Regions from separate parts of the Homo sapiens genome. Here all the other regions are linked to region 4. A link is a contact called in ENCODE Hi-C or POLR2A ChIA-PET data. All regions are on one chromosome and are shown on one strand. The core of a region is the stretch at or near the end of the contact, and the rest is flanking DNA. Distances in the headings are between cores, read along the strand shown.

Region 1 (4,614 bases), core at 1,821-4,320, 920 kb after region 4:
CGGGAAAACAAGAGATTAGAAAGAACCTGAGTAAAGGCCCCAAACAGATACACTCTGTTCCCTTCTTGGAGTCTCCAAATTTTGGCTACAGTCTAAAGTGAAAATTTTTTTGGTCATGTTCCAAATTCTATTATTTGGAAACAAGTTTCCATTTCTTTTTTGAATGAACACAAGAATTAAAGGCTTTCATTTTATAACACCTTAGTCAAGAAAGTTACCCTTTGGTGTTATGCCTCATTGAAAACAGTTTCGTTGAAACTGTGCAAACCCTGGGTTTCAAAAAGACACCTTTTGACGTATCTATCCAATATGTAAACACAACCTTATGAATCATGTTCCAGAAAACATAAGTAGATTTTATCACATTTTTTTCTGAAACATCTACTGTTGCCTTTGTATATTACACAAAACATTTCACACCAGCATCAGAATTGGAGTGATAAGGATGGGAAACAGAGTACCAAATAAATGATTAAATACCAAAATTCTTGGACACAAAAACCTCACCACTTTGTAGAGAGATGTGACTACTGGCAAATGTCTGGAAGGGCTCTATGCAAATGCAGAGATGAGTTTACCTCTAAACTTAACAAAGTATGTACCTTTCCACTCTCAAAGTCCATTCAAAGCACCCTCTAATGAACTATTTGTTCTGTTTAACTCAAGCCAGAGGTAACTTGTCAATTAAAAATTCATGTATCTTCTTTCAAGGCAAATGGGCACTGTGGCTGTGGTTCATTCTAAATGATTCTACACATCTACAAAGTCTAGCCATCCGGTCTTCCTAAGATACAAAACCAATTCACCAGAACAATAGTATTTGACCACATCACCAAACAGTAACAAATATGGACAATATGGATCATTTAAAAATAAATTTCTCAATCTTTTTTATTCAATTGTCAAGTTAGTTAACATTCTAAGACACACTTAGGTCAGGTTAGAGGGAAGGAAATACTTTCCTGAGATCTGACTAGCAACCCAACAATATTAGCCTATCAATCCATACCTGAAATCAGTTTCAACAGAATCACATGTACATACCCAGCCAGCTTTGCTGCTTTCTCTACCATTACTATACATATATTTTTTGAGATGCAGTCTCACTCTGTTGCCCAGGTTGGAGGGGTGGAGTACAGTGAAGTGATCTTGGCTCACTGCCGCCTCCACCTCCCAGGTTCAAGCCGATTCTCCTGCCTCAGCCTCCAGAGTAGCCGGACTACAGGCACCTGCCACAACACCCAGCTAATTTTTTTTTTTTTTTTGAGACAGGGTCTCACTCTGTTGCCCAGGCTGGAGTGCAGTGGCACAATCTCCGTTCACTGATATCTCCACCTCCTGGGTTCAAGTGATTCTCCCACCTCAGCCTTCTGAGTAGCTGAGATTATAGGCGTATGCCACCACACCCAGCTAAGTTTTTTGTATTTTTAGTAGAGATGGGGTTTCACCATGTTGGCCAGGCTGGTCTCAAACTCCTGACCTCAAGTGATCCCCTGGCCTTGGCCTCCCTAAGTGTTGGGATTACAGGCGTGAGCCACCATGCCCGGCCCCATTACTATATTCTAAGCAAACCCAGACAATAGGGGAGTTATAAAAACCTCATTCATCACAAGACACAAAGGGCTTTTTAATGATATATGAAAGTGGTTTATTTAGTTTTTATATGCACTAAAATACCAAGAGAAATGGAATACAATTTTTACTCTCTCTATAAATCATTTCTGTCACGTGGTGGCCCCTAAAACTAAAACTTGATAGCTGATTTCCAAAACCACTGTTGTACCTTATTTCAAATCTCCCACCTTACCAAACTTGAATGAAAAAATGTTTTAGATACCAGTTCTACTTGTGGGAAAAAGCTTTTAAATACTGCCTGAAAAATGGCTTTTCATGACCAGTTAGATTTCAAAACTTACAGACAATACCATGGAAATAAGGCGGAATTTATGGAGCAGTACATTGTGGCAGAAACAATGAGGTCCAATTCGTGTAGACAGACAAAACAGGTACTGCCATTCTTGGCTATCTAGTGTTATCCTGAGATTGTGATACACGACATTACACATCAGTACACGGTGCTTCATTTAGCCTCAAATGTTGAAACAGTACCCAATATCAAAGATCAGGGTCCCAACATGCAGAGAAACTCTGAGCCAAGAGTAAGGTAACACAGCTCAAAGCAAACCTAATTTCCATAAATAAACTCAAACAACTTCACAGCACCAGGGAAGCCTGGGGGAGCTGGCTCCCTAGAACTAAAGGTACCTGCAACCCTGGTGCTCGTTTTAAATTCAGTTTTGCACACATATCTTTCTACAAGCAATTGCAAAGCTCCCAAGATTTAGGAACACATCCAAGTTAATAAGAAGGCATTTCACAAGTAGGAACTGCCTGACACTGCCTTTCAGCATTAGCAAACGAGGGGAAAGTTCACCACATGCAAGGGAAAGCCAACCACACGATCATGGACACGTTCATAACTCCTGCAACTGCTCACACCCCACACCAGACAGACAACACCCAGGACACTGCTGTACATCTTACAAAATTCCAGTTCTTGCTTAAATCCCACCAGACCCAAGAAAAAGAGCCCAGTCCAACCCCAAATAGGGCCATGAGTACCAACAGCCATATGGACAGAGCCAAATGCGCTAAGAACAGTGGAGGATGCAAGCTACAAACCACAACACAGAAAGCACAACCCCATATGCCTAGGCGCCGGCCACCCAGATATTTCAAAGGCAGAATGCCAGACGACCAAGGTCCGGCCGGCTGGGAACCCTCACCGACCCTGCAGCCGCTACAGGCCCCTTGACCGCTATAACGACGGCAAATCCCAATGTTAACCCATCAGGCTGCTTGCCCACCTTCCAGGAACACAACTAACAGGCCCTTGGCAACCTGGGGGGCTGTTGGTGGCCTTCTAACGGGACCGACAGCCCCCCAAACCCTCCGAAAGGCAGAAACCCTCAACTCCCTGCCTCGGCGGCGGCCATCACGGCAAGAAAGCAGGCTTTTACGACAACTCCCACAATGCCCGCGGCCTACAACTCCCAGTGTGCACCGGGCGCCGCCGCGGTTAACCCTGTAGTGGCGCCGGGCTGGCGAGCCCTGCACCCTTTCCCCTCCCAACGGCCAATTGTTGCACCTACTTTCACCCTTTCAATCTGAAAGTAACTTCGGAAATTTTCTCAAACACCTATAGTTACGCTATCTAGCCGCCTTCCCTTATCACACAAACAACCTCAACTGCTCAGAAAATTATCCTTGACAGAGAAACATTTGTTAATCTCTAGAGCACTCCTCATAGTGTCAAATGCTTCCCATTTGAAAAGGGGACACTTAACTTCAATTAATCTTCCCCTTCGACTTTATCATTTTCCAACATTTTTCTAAGTTATTATACTCCAGAGATTCGTGTACTCAACACTATTAATTTAAAATCTGTTTTCTAACTTCTGGGAAGCAACAAGAGAGAAAGACTATCCTATAACTGCCCACAATGTTCTACATCTCTCCATTTTATAAGACAAATTTCCTCCAATATATTGTCTCAAAAAAATTATGCGACTCCAAGTAAGTCCTAATAAGAAATATTAAATATGGGCAATATATTTTTTCAATTTGAAGTTAGTTTTTTTTAGGGGAAAACCTGGGTTGTGTCAATATACTTTGGTTTCCCTTTCACTCTCTTGATAGATAATCAGAAATATAATAATGCTGCTTTATTACTTTTTAATTTTAAAATGCCAACAAGCAACAAGTAAAGAAACATTTTAATAAAATTTGAAAAATAAACTAAGAGTTCATTCTTTCAGGAGACTGCACAATTACATATTTTATTCATAAATGAACTCCTTCAAGGTTTTTCTCATTTTAATTAAAAATAAGAGTTTAAAAACGCATTTCTTTGAAATAGTTTGCCCATAATTTCAGTAAAGATTAACAATCACGTTTAAAGAACACTGTATCATCAATGTAAGTTCAATATCCTGTTTGTACATACAGTACAAACTGTAACATGCCCAGACGTATAACTGAGAGATAAAATAATTGTTTAGTATTTGATGCATACACTAAGGCAACAACTAGAATTCTCCCAAATTATCTGCTATTTTTCTCACATCCAAATATAAAATGAAATGTACATAATGTCTGATTTTTCCACAGAAACAATTTGCCATTTGAAAGGGCACTCAAAATGTATCATGAATTTCAAATCACAAAACTCAGAAATCCTAATACACATGCAAAAACCTAAAGCCTTGTTGGAAAGATACGTATTTAGTAAGACTCTACGAAATTATATTTTAAATGTGCCCCTTACTATTACATTTAGCTTATTAGTACATTTTTTATCTAGTAAACTATGATGAGAAAATACTTCATCATTTACTTCTTCACTCCTGTACAATATGTAGTTTCCTAAACAATTAAGACAAATGCCATATACCAAGATATAAAAAATTATATATTCATATATATTTGGAATTTTAGTTTATTATACTACTTTAGCATCTGAACATTTCTAATTCTCACCTAACTCTTTAGTTAGTATTTTGCTAGGCAAAGCTCTGTTTTTTTCCCCTCTCTTTTTTAATAGCTACCAGGTTG
Region 2 (4,652 bases), core at 902-3,401, 510 kb before region 4:
TGGAAATGTGGTAGGAAAGGCTGATAAGAGGTTTGTGTACTCTTCTGTCCCTGCCATGCCGGGGGCAGACACCGGCCATTAAGTCATCATAATGAGCTTTTGTGTTGTTTTGGAGGAAGAATGAGGTGAGTAGAGGCAGGGTCTAGAGCCAGACTACAGAGGTGCAGAATCCAGCTGTGCCATGTACTGGGAATCCCTGGACAAGATCCTTAATCATCCTGTGCCTCAGTTTCCTCATCTGTAAAGTGGAGGTACTAATACCGACTTCATGGTGTTGTTGCTGCGGAATTAAATGAGCTTTTAAACAAGATTAAATTAAATTTTATATAAATATCTGTAAAATGCTTGCAGTGGTACTGGGCACGTGGTCTGTAAGTGTTTGGTTGTTTTTCTAGACCCACACTTAACCCCAGTGCTTCTCAAGACACTGCTCAGGGCAGCCGTATTAATCAGTTGTTGCTTCTCCTGTTTTAATCCAGTCTCCTCATTGTAGATGGCAGGTGGTGGGGCCAGTGAATCCAGGTGGTGGGAAGTCTTTCCCAGGGTCTCAGTGACTCAATGGAGCTGGAGCTCACCATTTCCTGATACTGACACCAGAATTTGTTGCATTATACGATGATATGGTTTGGCTGTGTCCCCACCCAAATCTCATCTTGAATTGTAGTTCCCATAATTCCCACGTGTTGTGGGAGGGACCTGGTGGGAGATAATTGAATCACGCGGTTTCTCTCATAGTGTACTAGTAGTGAATAAGTCTCTCAAGATCTGATGGTTTTATAAGGGGTTTCCCCTTCCACTTGGCTCTCATTCTCTCTTGCCTGCTGCCATGTAAGAAGTGCCTTTTGCCTTCTGCCATGATTGTGAGGCCTCCCCAGTCATGTGGAACTGTGAGTCCATTAAACCTCTTTTTCTTTATAAATTACCCAGTCTTGGGTATGTCTTTATCAGCAGCCTGAAAACGGACTAATACATATGACTTACAGCATAGGAAGGCGCTAGCAGGAAGGATCCCAGTGCTTAAGAGGGAAACTCCTGGAACCTTCATCTGCCCACTGTGAAGGGAAGAGCTGATATCCAGCCCTCCCAGCTCTGCACAACGTGAGGATCTCCCACAGGGCTGTCCCAGGGGAGTCAGCATCGGGGGTGGGGCATAGGCCAGTCCCCCTGCTATCCTGTACGATAACCCCTCTCCTGGGGGCCCAGTGCATCTCCAATCTCTGTGGCAGGTTCCTCCCCACCTTTCCAGGCCCCTTCCTTTCTTCTGTTCCTTCTTAGGAGATATAGCTACAGCCTGGGGTGGTGGCCATTCAGCTAGCCCTTGATGGGAGGGTCCCAGGAACCAGCTTCAGGCCCTAGATGGGTCCACTTCCAAAGTGACCAGCCTCCGCCTTCAGAGACACTGGAACCATATGACCTGCTGGCCGGCCTCCGGCAAGCGGATGGGACCTCAGCCTTCACAACTAGACCGCTTCTAGTTAAGCACCGGTGTTTCCAGCCCTTGGAGAAGAAAACTCAAGAAAGTGCTTCCAAGGTGTAGTTCAAAGACTACCTGTGCCGAATCACCTGGGGGTGGGGGTCAGGAGGCTCATCGATGAAAATACAAATTCCTGGGTCTTACACAAGACCTACCGGGTTAGACTCTGGAGCTGGGAGTGCAGGAACCGCAAGTTTCCCAAGCAACTCCTGCACACTCGAGTTAGTAAACTGTGGGACTCACGGGGCAACAGCAACGGGAAAGCCCTTAGGACCAGGAATCCTTGGTACCATCCCAACCCCATTGCCAGACTCCCTGAGGGACGCCAGGGATTCACAGTTTGTGCCAGTGAACGAGCCCAAGCCTGCGTCTTCACTCCTTTCTCTCCAGCTGCCCACACTGCTCACACGTTCCCCGCAGTTTCTAAATTCAAAGTGGGGCAGTTTGAGCTGTTTACCAACTCCCTTTCCTGGGCACCAGGTCTTAGAAGCCTGCCACTGGAGAGGGGTCTGGGCTCACATCCTTCTAGGGCTTGGCAGGAGTTTCCCTGACTGTAGGCAGGGGGTGAGGATGGGACCCGAGGGCCCTGTTGCAAGCTGGGTGACTTCCTGGCCTGGAGCAAGCCTCTGACTTTCCAGACACAGCTTGGGCCTCTGAACCACTTCCTCCCGGAAGTCACAGTCTTTACAATCTCCCCCAAGTGGGACGGCAGCCTGAGTGCTGTCAGGCTCACCTGCAGAGGGACTCCCGTCCTGGGCCCTGGAGCTGGCGCTGGGGTGGGGGTGGGAGCCTGACACCCACTCCGGCCCCCTACAGATGGTCCAATGCCTCGTTGGCAGAGCAAGTGTTCATTGAACACCTGCTGAGTGTGGCTTGCTGTACTGGGTGCTGGTGGGGGGAGGGTGAGGGATGGGGAAGCATTGGGGGCGAAGAAAGAAATAGAAGACTGGGGGAGTGGAGAAGCCCACACGCAGGTTTAGAACAATCACTAAGCAGCCTGCCAGGCAAAGCGAAACACACTCATCAGAATCCAGTCTGCGTGAGCTTATTCAGCAGGCCAGGCTGGTATCTCAGAGGTGTGGGGTGTGTGCTGGCGTGGGAGGGGGGCAGGGAAGACACAGGGGCAGACAGGACTTATGTTCCAGTCCTGAGGCCACACACCATGGACAAGGCCATTGCTGTGTGGCCTTGGTAAGTTACTTACCCTCTCTGAGCCTCAGCCATTCCCCTTTCTGTGCTTCCCCCAGTGTATACAACCTGGAAAATTGCCAGCTTAAACCAAATTTTCTGACACTTAGCAAGGGATGTGGCTTCTTGGTCATCTGAGTGGTCTGTCAGCTAGAGGCCCATGTCACCCCAACAGGCAGTATAGGGTCATGATTAGAAACCTTGTGCTTTGGGGTCACAGACCTTCACTGAAAGCCACCTCTGCCACAGGCATATCAATGCCCTTGTCTATAGAATGAGCAGATCTGTCGGCATCTTTGCAGGGAGGATTCAGTGAAATTCACTCCTGGCTGGGGAGCGGGGTGTCTGGACAGCATCTCGGAGAAGGGGCAGAGGACATGAGGTTCACAAAGCACTGCCTTCCTCCTTTGCTTTGATTCATTTTAGTTGCAGTAGTCACTTGTTGGAGATGTTAATGAATACAAAAGCCAGAGAGTGTTTCACTTTTTTCAAAGACTGCACGAGTTATGAGGTTTGAGGAGTGCCAGGGTACAGGATGGAAGGGGCCCAGCGCTGTGCCTGGCGCTTGGTGAGCTCTCCTGAGTGTTACAAGACAGACTTCTTCCCACTGCTTCCTCTCTTTAGTGTCTTCCGATGAAGACACTCCTCCCCTTTCTCCTTCTCAGCTGTGTTTGTTCCCTAGAGACAGCTGGAGCTCCACCCCCCAACAGCCCCTAAGCAGGGGGGGGCCTCTCCCCTGCAGCAGCCTGGCTCTGGGCTAATCCTAAACCCTCTCCTAATTAAAGAGCATATAATTTAGGGATTAAGTGTGAAGTGATTAAAATTAGAGACCTGTGTGCCAATCCTGGCTTACTATTCACTGGCTGTGTGACCTGGGGCAAATTACTTAGCCTCTCTGTGCTTCAGCTTCCTCCTCCAAAAAAAAAAAAAAACATGGACTAAGGCACCCACGTCACAGGGCTGTTGTCAAGATGAATCGAGTAAGTGCATGTGAAACATTTAGCATGCACTAAGCAGTCAATGAACATGCAGCTGTTCTTCAGGTTAAAGCCACACTGGCTATTGGTTGCCTTCTGTTTTCTTTACTTTCGCAGAGCCACCTCCCGCCATGGGCCAGTCTGGCTGGAAACTGTAGGAGTGAATAAGAGAAGGATCCATGTGAGTGCGTGGTCAAAATAGAAGTTGCCGTGGAAAGGCGAGAGATGAGTCTGCCAGTGAGAGCCTGTCTGGATGTCGTCAGCTGTGATGGGCCTACAGGTTGTCACGGACTTGGCGGCTCTCCGACGACTGCTGAGCAGTCTTCTATGTATAAGAATCCAGAGCCTGTCGGGATGAACCAGGGTGTAGGGAGTCAGTGTTAATGGCGCTTGGGAGCTGGGTTCAGCGGGGAGGTTCCTCAGAAGGGTCCGGACTCCATCACAATCATTGCAGATGGAGTTGGACTCTAGCCAGCAGAGAGGAGTAGTCACAGAAACTGTGGAGGCCAGAACAAGCTGATCTGAGCCCTAGGGGGTTAAAATTCTTTCTTCCCTCCCCACTCACCTCAGAAAAGTGACCTGGGACCTTGTGACCAAGCAAGTGAAAATTCAATTCATTATCTCATAAATGCCTTCAAGAGTTGGTAGACCTAAGAGTACAAAAGAATACAAGATTCCCCCCACTTCCAAAAATCCTAAGAGTTGAAAGGGTGAATACATGTGCATATGGTCAGAGTTGAAACCTACAAATGCAGGCACATGATCAACCCTGTGTAGGCATAGACAAGAATTAAGGAGTGTGTGGATTACCAGAATCCAGGGATTGGGCTGAAGAGCTGGGGAGACAAACCCTCATTTTTTTTTATGCCTGTGACATAGAACTTAGGGAGTCCCCCTAGGCCACCACATCCAGGAGAAATTCCCTATCCTAAGCAACCTCAACTGAAGGGCTCATAACGGCCTTCTTGGGGGCTAAGCCACCCCAGTTAACTGAGATAATGTTTTTTCTTTGT
Region 3 (4,885 bases), core at 1,981-4,480, 880 kb after region 4:
TTGTTCTTAAATTTAGAAGAGCCAATTTGTGAGAAAAGACAAAAAGTGAGAATCCACGCTTTCTGCCCCTCAGATCCTAAAATCTGAGGCAGACAGATTAAACATACTCACATGAAGATACTCACATGAAGAGACTAAGAATAACAAGAATAAAAATATAGTATCAATTCAACATATACTAATAAAATACTTAAAATATATAATTGGTTTTAAAGAGGAAAATATTAAATATTAGTACTAGAAAGTAGATTCAAAGGCTGCATAAGAACAGAGACTCTTGAGATTAAGATAGTAATTTCGTAGGGAAAAAACTTACTAGTACTATTTACATACAACAATTCTAAAATCATAACTTTGGTGGAACAATATTTTTAATCACAACTCTAATTATTCAAGTGTCATCTCTGCTAGTTTGTTTTTCAAATTATTTCAGTTCACCCCTCCAACTCATGTGAAGAACCTGTTTAAGATGAGCTGCTCTTAATTTTGTTTTTGAAGAGTCCCAGAATTTGAAGATAAAGGGAGTATTTTCTTTTAAGATCACTTCTTCTGCTTAAGCATTTAAAAAAAAAAAATCCAAAACCCAGGGTAAATTGAACCTGTCAGCATTTCACTTCAATTATGATACTATGATCCTCTGCTGTTCCAGTGTTCCAGTTCAAATTTCATATCTAAATCTTACACAAATACTTCCCTTAATTTATCAATTATCCTTCCTCTGGGGCCAAATCTTTTCAACACAAATGTTACTTATGGTGTTACATCACTTGCCTTTTACTGTACACTCATATGTAGATGACTTGGACTTATCATTTGAATAATCAACCAATATGGTCAATTTTAAAGAGAAAAAAAAAAAAAAACAAAAAAAAACACATCCAGGCATGGTGGCTCACACATGTAATCCCAGCACTTTGGGAGGCTGAAGCAGGAGGATTGCTTGATCTCAGGTCTTCCAGACCAGCCTCTGAAACAGAGTGAGGCCTTGTCTCTACAAAAAACAAAAAAAATGAGCTGGTGTGGTGATGCACACCTGTAGTCCCAGCTACTCAGGAGGCTCACATGGGAGGATCACTTGAACCCAAGAGTTCGAGGCTGCAGTTGGCTATGATCACACCACCACACCACTGCCCTCCAGCCTGGGTGACAAAGTGAGACCCTGTCTCAAAAAAAAAAAGAAAAGAAAAGAAAACAACAAGTTATTAACATTAGTCTTTGCTTACCAATTACAAATTTTATCTTGATACAATTCCCTAATTTTTATCTTGTATAAAAATCTTGTAGTCTTTTGTAGTCAAAAGTCTTCAAACAGGTTTTCCAAAACTAACAATGAAGAATGTGGGCAAGTCAATTGGGAAATCATAATCTTAATTATAACCAAGTTGAATACTTCACTTTCTGTTTTTTTTTTTTTTTTTTTTTTGAGATGAGTCTCGCTCTGTCACCCAGGCTGGATGGAGTGCAGTGGCATGATCTCGGCTCACTGCAAACTCCGCCTCCTGGGTTCAAGCGATTCTCTTGCCTCAGCCTCTGGGACTACAGGGGCGCGCCACCACGCCCAGCTAATTTTTGTATTTTTAGTACAGACGGGGTTTCACCGTGTTGGTCAGGCTGGTCTCAAACTCCTGACCTTGTGATCCACTCGCCTCGGCCTCCCAAAATGCTGGGATTACAGGCGTGAGCCATCACACCCAGCTGAACATTTCACTTCCTTTTTCAGAGAAACAGGTGACTGTGAAACAGAATTATAATGTTGCTCCACATCGTCCAAAGATTTCACATACATATCCACTGCTAAGATGTTTTCTCTTAATGTTAACATAAACCCAAAAGGTTAACATATGTCTTTCCTACTAGGTTGTTTAAATGTTTCTAAATAAACAAAGAACATGGAGTAACATTATTAGTGTATCTTACCTGAGCCCAGTCTGCAGGCAATGCCTAACCACCCCAAAATTCAATAAAATGCTTAGGAAGTGCACATTCGATTATAAAACATCAAAATAAATAATCATCTCAGGGTAGGACCACAAGCATATCATAAGTAATCACTCGGTTTAAAGGGAAAAAAGGCCAAGAGACGAAAAATAAAGCAAAGAAGGAAACAAAATAGGTTGAAAAAGAAAAAAAAAAGGGGGGGGGGAGCAAAACTTCCCTGCAGATAATTTTCCCTATTTCCTCAACCTGACCTTCGTCCTCCATTTTAAAAATCCTCCGACTACAAGTTCCATGTGTTTGGTTCACTCTTTACGGGTATACTTTTTCCTACAAACGTCCTTGTGAAAAAAAAAAAAAAATCTGATTTTAACATGATGAGTTATCATTTTACAGAAGCAATAGTTCTTGCTACTCGTTAGGACTCCAGAACAGTTTAGCGAGAATTCCTTTTAAAGGGGCTTTGTAATTGTATGAAATAGGCCAAATCCAGATACGATTACTATCTTAATCGTAACTGGGGAGGTACGATTCCGCAGTGCAAAAAGCCTTCTGAAATTGTGTCCCTACACCCCTTTCCATCCTCTGCCCAAACATGTTAACAGAATGCTCTGCATCCTTAGCACAGGGCCAATATTCAAACCGAGCGAAAAACTTTATTTTAAAAACACTTACAAGGGGCGAACCAAGGAGGACAGCGTGTGACTGAGGAGGCAGCAGGGCGACTGACTGGCTCCATGAACACGGAATGGCTTAAAGGGCACAAGCCCCAGAGACTTAAGGCAGTTTTCTCCTACACCCTAAGCTGAGCTTAGATTCCCAGGATTGAGCGAGCAGTGTATTTCGTACCTTAAAACTCTGCAAGTAGTCTAAGCAAGCAGAAGACAGCCAAGGGAGCCAGGAGGGGCCCGCGGGGCACAGGAGCCTGAGAAAGAGGAGAGCTGGGGAGGGGAAGGCCAGGAGCAGACCCCAGAACTAGTCATCACGGCCCAGGCCTGGTCCGGGCCGCCGCGGGAGCGAGGACGCGGCGCTGCATCCGACTCACCTGCCCATTCTCCGAGCCCCGGGCCGACCCCCGCCTCATTCCCCACTCCCCAGACCCGGAGGGCCGTGAAGAGCGAGTACGAAATACGCAGGGCTAGGTAGGCCACGGTGCCCGCGCCGACCCAGTACAGGAAGCCGGCGGCGGGGAGAGCGCTCTCCATGGCTTTCCACTAGGCCTCACTACCTTCGTGAATGAAAAGAGCGAGTGAATGAATCCAGGAGGAGGCGCCGGCCGTGACGGTGAGGATGACACTAATAGGCGCTGCTCCGACACCACTTTGGGCCTAAACCCCGCCCGCGGGGCCATATCCGTGTCGCTATTGGTGACCCGTCTTTCCCTCTGCGCGTAGTGCGTCAGCCATTAGCTGACTCCAGTTCCACTGCCCCTCCCACACTCCTCCCATCACCGCGTCCCCCGGGGTTCCGCCAGTGAGCGCCCTGTCTCACCCCACCGAGGCGCCCCGGTCTCTCATTGGCTGCAGCCGTACTCGCGACTGCGGAAGACTGCGCTCGGATTGGCCGGTCAGACCCAGGCTGGTTTGAGCTCAGGTTCGAAGAGGAAATGGGATCAGAGAAGCCGCTAGTGAATGGAAAGATTATAGTAAGAAGTGGGCGTAGGCAGGGCGCGGTGGCTAACACCTGTAATCCCAGCACTTTGGGAGGCCGAGGCGGGCGAATCGCTTGAGCTTAGGAGTCCGAGACCAGCCTGGCCAACATCCGAACCCCGTCTCTACTAAAAATACAAAAATTAGCCGGGCGTGGTGGCGTGCGCCTGTAATCTCAGCTACTCGGGAGGCTGAGGCAGGAGAATCACGAACCCGGGAGGCAGAGGTTGCAGTGAGCCGAGATCGCGCCACTGCATTCCAGCCTGAGCGACGGAGTGAGACTCCATCCCAAAACAAAAACAAAAAAAAAAAGAAAAGAAATAGGTGTGGAGCCACAGTTTTATTTTCAACTCTTTATTAAATAAATATATATTTTACATATATGATATAATTATATAATAAATATATCATTGTTAAGCGTGCTGTCATTGTTGCCATAAACTTTTCCAGATAAAGGCTTGCAGTCTTCTGTGTCTGTGCCTTCCTCGCTGCAGGCATTCGCCCGGGTTACACTCACTCATAGAGAGCCCTTAAATGCCAGACCTCCCTCCCAGCTGAGCACTAAACATCACTTAGTTCCCAACGATTTGGGGTTCAAGGCAAATAACCTGATGGAGTCTAATAACTGTTAGACGATGGCATCAGAGCTGTATGGTGAATGAAAAATATAGGAACACAGCTTGCTGAACAATTAGTTTTGGAAGGAGACTATATCTTTTAATTTGTCTTCAAAGGGGGATAGAAAATTTTACTTTCTTTTTTAAATTTCCCTTTTTTGGTTGGGGAGTGGGGGAGTGGTATTTCCAGGGGGCACAGAAGTGTGAAGTCCAGATAGAGGCATGGGAACTACGTTAGCAAAGTTGCAGAGGAGAAAGATCACAAGGTAAGTTTAAAAAATTGTGTAAAACTTAAGGAGATTTTGGGCTGAGACGATGGGGTTTTCTAAATATACAATTATGTCATCTGCAAACAGGGACAATTTGACTGCCTCTTTTCCTAACTGAATACTCTTTATTTCTTTCTCCTGCCTGATTGCCCTGGCCAGAACTTCCAACACTATGTTGAATAGGAGTGGTGAGAGAGGGCATCCCTGTCTTGTAACTCAATGTGCAAAAATCACAGGCATTCTTATACACCAATAACAGACAAACAGAGAGCCAAATCATGACTGAACTCCCCTTCACAATTGCTTCAAAGAAAATAAAATACCTAGGAATCCAACTTACAAGGGATGTGAAGGACCTCTTCAAGGAGAACTACAAACCACTGCTCAACGAAATAAAAGAGGACACAAACAAATG
Region 4 (4,768 bases), core at 211-2,710:
TAAGCCCTGGGTGTGACTGATCCTCTCTACAGGGACATGGTAGGGATGGGGGAGCCCTCATTGTCAGCAACTCAGGCCTGGCTAGTTCACCTCTGTATCCTCTAGCTCTCTCTAGCATATAGTAGGTGCTCAGTAAACATTTTTAGACTTATTTAACTCAACACTTACCAACCTCAAGCAACATTACAGAAAACTCAGCCACTCTTTGTTCCAGATGACACAGTCCTCATCCCTCAAATAGAGTGATGTTGGTGGCAGGTGGCAATTTCTGGCTTTCACAAGGTCAGGAGGGGCTGTAGCCAACCCCATCTCTCCAAGAAAAAAAAAAGGCTCATTCCCCATAGGAAGCAAGCCCATCACCTGCCCACCCGCATCAAAGCAGCTGTCACAGAGGGAGGTCTCACTGGTTTCCTGGCACCTTGCTAAGTAGTGTATACACATTATTCTATTTAGTGCTTGCTCCTGCTATTGGATATTGTCATTATCCCCATTTTACAGGTGAGGAAACTGAAGTTTGGAGGGGGAATGGAATCCAAATCAGTTTGATCCCAAAGCCCAAGCCTTGACCACAGAACTATGCTGCCCCGCTACTGGGGCCCAGCACAGAGCACCCACCACCTCCAGGAACAGAACCCGTCAGCCAAGAAATTAACCCCGGGTATGCTTCAAGGGCCCCTGGGGCCCTGGGCTTGACCCTGGGCCCAAGGATTGGTGGGGTTTTCCCTTCTCTTCCCCACTCACCAGTGTAAGAACTGTTCCCCAGTTTCCAACCTCCTGCTCAGGCCAGCTCACCTGGAAAAGCCCCACTGAGTTTCCAACTTGAAGTCTTAGGGGGTCCGGCTCAGTTGAACTGTTAGAATTGGTGGGAAGCAGGTGAGGCGGGAAATGGAACCTCCCTGCTTTGGCCTCCTCTTCCCCAGGGTTGGTGGGTTCGAGCCCCAACCGAGGAAACAGTGCACTCTTTAAAGCAATTCGCTTCTCTCAGTCCCATTTTGCAGGGAGAGAAACTGCAGAGGGCAACGCGATGGGAACACCTGTGGCGACCTGCAGCCTGCTCTCACCTGCCAGCTCTCACCTTCCGGCGTTTTAAGTGAGAAAGGGCAACGGGAGCGTGGAATTCACCTGGTTCACTTCCTCCTGCTGGAACCCGGGAGGTCCAGAGCCAGGTAGAGGGACGGACCCAGGATCACGCAGCTGTGCACGGCCGAGTGTGAGAACTGGGGGTTCAGGACTGGTGGCTAAAGCTCCTTTTCACCCACCAGCTGCCCCGACCTGTCACTAGTTCCGAGGAAAGTTGTCCGAGCCGGACCGCAGAAGCGGGGGCTAAAACTAACTTTGCCTATGGTTGTCCGGCAGGCTACCCCGGCCCGCTGCCCCCTTGCTCACCTGCGGGTTCTGCTTTCTGCTCCGCGCTGCAGGCCCAGCGTCACCCGCTCGTGCCTCAGTCGGCGTCGGACTGCACAGCCCGGGGCTCAGTCACTCCTCGGCCCCCTCCCGGCTGCAGCCGGGGAACGCCGCGGACTCGGCAGGCCCCGCCCCCAGAAGACACGCCCCCTCCGCCGGCCCCGCCCCCGAGCCCTTTGGGAAGGCGGTGCGCTCCCGCCGGCCAGGCCCCGCCCACTATGGCCGTACCCCAACCAGCCTCGCCCCCGGGCCCAGCTGGAGCTGAGGCCCCGCCCCGCTACGGAGTCTCTCCTCTATCCCGGCAGCCCCGCCCCCAGGTTACACTGGGGATTAAGCCCGCCCCGCTCCAGCCCTGTCCACTCACGGCGCTGCCTAACGGTCCCGCCCAGCTCCCGCCTACCTCGTCCTCCCGGTCTCCTCCCGGGCCCTCCCAGCGCCCCCGCCTCCTTCACTTTCTCCTTCGAGCCCACCCCATCCCCCGGCCCTAGTAGGGTGAGGCCACGCCCCTCCCCGCACCAGCCTGGGCTCAGCGCCTTCCTAATCCTGCCCTGCCCTGCCCCTCTCATCTCGGGCGGGTAGCCCTGGGGCCCCCACGCTGGCATTCCAGGGCGGGTGTATCCGGGTGCCGCCGGGGAACGGCGTGGGAGCGGTTTGTGTCCTAAGTCGGGGCCTCTATCAGGAGGCGGCCTGGGCCCAGGAACTTTTTGAAAATACTGACTACCATTGATTGAATCCTTGCCAGGGGCCAGGCTCTATGCCAAGCGCTGAATACAGTTCTAGCCCTTGAATTCCCACAACTCATGGGTACTCTCGTTGCGCCTATTTTACTAATGCGCAGTTTAAGGCTCAGAGAAGGGAAGTCGAGGGCTCTGAATCTCATGGAGGCGGGCGTGAGCGGGATCCAGCCTCAGGTCCTGAGTCACAGGCTTGAGCTGCCCCAGCTTGCCTGGACTGGCCCCTGGGGAAGTAGCCCAGAACAACCAGTGCTGGGGCAGTGCCCAGCAGCTGCCTGAGGTGAGGGAGGAGGTGTGGGTTGATGAGAATAGTGGCAGGAGGGGCTGTGGGCCTAAGCCCTCAAAGCTGGCTTTCTCCCTGAAGAAAAAGTGGCCCAAAATTGAGGTGGGCTGCAAGAGCTCTCTAGGTGGCTGCGGTGCCCACCCTGCGTCCCAGCCCTCTGCCCTCCCAGGCTCCAGAGGACTAGCCTCAGGCAGATTACCTGGTTAATGACCAGGGGCATTCACCTGTGCAGCTGACAAAGCTCTTTCACTTCCATTATCACAATGTCCTCTCACAACACACCGTTGTGGGAGGGTATGATTATGAGCGCTTTGTACGAGTGGAGTAAGGGCGGGAGCTGGATCCCAGCCCAGCACTGTAGTTCTCACAGCGTGGTCCTTGAACCAGGAGCAACATCATCTGGGAACTTGTTAGGAGTGCGTATTTTGAAGCCCCATCCCAACTTACTGAATGGAAAACTGTGGGACAATTGGTTTTAATAAGGCCTCCAGGTGATTCTGAATCACATTCAAGCATGAACCACTGTTGAGCAAACTGTAAAGAAGTCAGGGTGGTCTGAGAATCACACAGACCTAGGTAGCTTCCTGGTTGCGTTTTAAACCCAGGACAAGGCAAGATACTTAACCTCTGGGATGAGCCCTTAAACAGGGAATAATAATAAAATGAGCCATAACAATCATACCGATCTTGATGGTAGCTGTTGAAGATTACATGTGACAGCATTCATAAAGTATTTGGCCCACCGCTTGAATGCCGTACATGCTCAGAAAATGTTCTCTTTTCAGCAAAAAGTCTCCTTCATAGCATTCCCACACCAAGTCAGAAAAGTGAGGCTGGAGAATCCTTTAAACCCAGCAGTGTGTCATACCCGCAGAGAGACACCCTCTATCCTGCAAGTGGTTAAGATCCTAACAAGCTCCTAGATGATGTGGATGCTGGTCCGGGGACCACACTTTGAGAACCACTGTGCCATTCTGTCTTGGGCTGGGTTTCAGATCCCTACCCTACCCAGCCCATGCAAAATGGGCATAAAATTCCTCCTATTCCACCCTACTCCACACCCCGCTCCCTCCGAGCTGGGGGTGTTTGTGATGGTGTATGGCAGATGCTCCTGACAGCAATAACTTGACTTAAGCATACCCTGAGAATGGTCCTGTATGGCAGATGCACCCCAATGTGTGTTTGGAGTTTTGAGCTAAGGAATCCGGGAATGACCAACCTGGAGATTCATTCCTTATCTGTGAGGAACATTTGAACCCCGGCCCATCCTGTGGAATGCAGGGTGTACAGGGGTTCAAAGCTCTTTGTTTGGGGCCAAATGAAGGTTATCAGGTGGGGGTTGTTAGGGGGAGGGTGCTAAGTGAGAGTGATGTATAAACTGCATGCTTTTTGTAAGCGGTTGTGGCTCTCCTGCCCAGCCTGCCATGGGACTGTACAGTTCTCCTGTCCAGCCCACTGCCACCGGCCGTCCCTGTGTGTAAGTTTCCCAATAAAACCCCATGTCCCAGTTGCTGGCTCTGGTCTCTCCTTCAGCCTCTTGAACCTAGTACCATCCCTACTGAAGTTAATAGGGCTCCAGCAGACAGATGGGAACTGGCCATTGGCAAAACAGCTGGATCCCCTCACTGTCCCCTCCCCCCATGAAGACATTCTCTCATATTAGTCCCATCTGCTATCCCTTGCTGCCCTGCCACTCCTGATTAGAGATAGAGGCAGCTGTGGTGACATTGAGAGCAGTCTTCAGGCAGCTTCTAGAATCTCTGCCATACTCCCTGTCATTGTCTGAGTCCCACAGAAGAGTGTCTCCCTGTAGGAGTGCAGGGCCTGGGCACTGGTCCTGTTATGCTGACCTGCCCGAACATGGAGAGCCCAAGTTAAGAGTGCAAATCAAGGACCAGATACCTTGTATCTAAACATTTAACTGACTGTGAAATAAAATGTGTATTCTCCTGCCTTGACAAATGTTCTTTCTAATGACCAGGAAGACCATGTTCAAATTTAGCATTCTTGGACTCTTTAGAATTTTATGCAAGAACATGGCAGTGCGGGAGGATAGCCTGGCCCTAGCCCTCAGCCCACCCACTCCACTTCTCTTCACACTCCATCTCTGTCTTGTGTCACAAGTGGCCTAGGACTCAGGCATGTGGATACTCCAGCCCACACACCCAAACTTTGCCCACACGCCTTGCCTACAGCCACCTCTTCGTCACCTCTCTATGAATGCACATTCCAGGGACAGGATGTACCCTCAGGAGGATGGACCTGGGCAGGCAGCTTTGTAAACCTTAAAACTGGCTGGGGGGCTGAGCACAGTGGCTCACACCTGAAATCCCAGCCCTTTGGGAGG

What was found. Hi-C counts contacts between places; a loop is a spot of excess contacts on that map. ChIA-PET counts read pairs that join two places held with the same protein, here RNA polymerase II (POLR2A). Pooled maps may share reads with other maps.
Region 1: a loop to region 4 is called in a pooled map, with 4 times the contacts of the local background. The contact joins the enhancer-like site here to the promoter of CD82 in region 4. A Hi-C loop is called at or near these places in 1 of 37 single-sample maps with no recorded cell type and 5 of 50 pooled maps. POLR2A ChIA-PET finds 5 or more read pairs at or near these places in 1 of 52 experiments (HEK293).
Region 2: a loop to region 4 is called in a map of B cell, with 6 times the contacts of the local background. The contact joins the enhancer-like site here to the promoter of CD82 in region 4. A Hi-C loop is called at or near these places in 8 of 168 maps with a recorded cell type or tissue (B cell, OCI-LY7, aorta and 5 more) and 14 of 50 pooled maps.
Region 3: a map of CD8-positive, alpha-beta T cell shows a loop between it and region 4 (6-fold over the local background). The contact joins the promoter of HSD17B12 here to the promoter of CD82 in region 4. A Hi-C loop is called at or near these places in 3 of 168 maps with a recorded cell type or tissue (CD8-positive, alpha-beta T cell and GM12878), 7 of 37 single-sample maps with no recorded cell type and 18 of 50 pooled maps. POLR2A ChIA-PET finds 5 or more read pairs at or near these places in 1 of 52 experiments (activated CD4-positive, alpha-beta T cell).

Annotation. Positions count from the first base shown.
Region 1 is chr11:43,642,632-43,647,245 of GRCh38, reverse strand. It overlaps a transcript of HSD17B12 not described here. Among named protein-coding and RNA genes, the nearest start is that of HSD17B12, 36 kb to the left of the region's middle. RefSeq lists an enhancer at 2,924-3,113. Within about 2 kb of position 3,070, at least 25 of the 41 ENCODE cell types and tissues checked have a DNase peak (open chromatin) inside an H3K27ac peak, as active enhancers do.
Region 2 is chr11:45,077,835-45,082,486 of GRCh38, reverse strand. No RefSeq gene overlaps it. Among named protein-coding and RNA genes, the nearest start is that of PRDM11, 66 kb to the left of the region's middle. RefSeq lists an enhancer at 1-233 and a silencer at 2,349-2,418. Within about 2 kb of position 2,151, at least 13 of the 41 ENCODE cell types and tissues checked have a DNase peak (open chromatin) inside an H3K27ac peak, as active enhancers do; they include B cell, OCI-LY7 and sigmoid colon, where a contact is called at or near this core.
Region 3 is chr11:43,679,083-43,683,967 of GRCh38, reverse strand. It overlaps HSD17B12 (hydroxysteroid 17-beta dehydrogenase 12), which reads right to left and starts at 3,230. Exons shown (of 11, transcript NM_016142.3): 1 at 2,981-3,230. The coding sequence starts at 3,140. RefSeq lists enhancers at 2,476-2,535, 2,686-2,735, 2,810-3,375, 3,586-3,635.
Region 4 is chr11:44,562,355-44,567,122 of GRCh38, reverse strand. It overlaps CD82 (CD82 molecule), which reads right to left and starts at 1,460. Exons shown (of 10, transcript NM_002231.4): 1 at 1,387-1,460. RefSeq lists enhancers at 372-441, 947-1,447, 4,287-4,768 and a silencer at 1,362-1,961.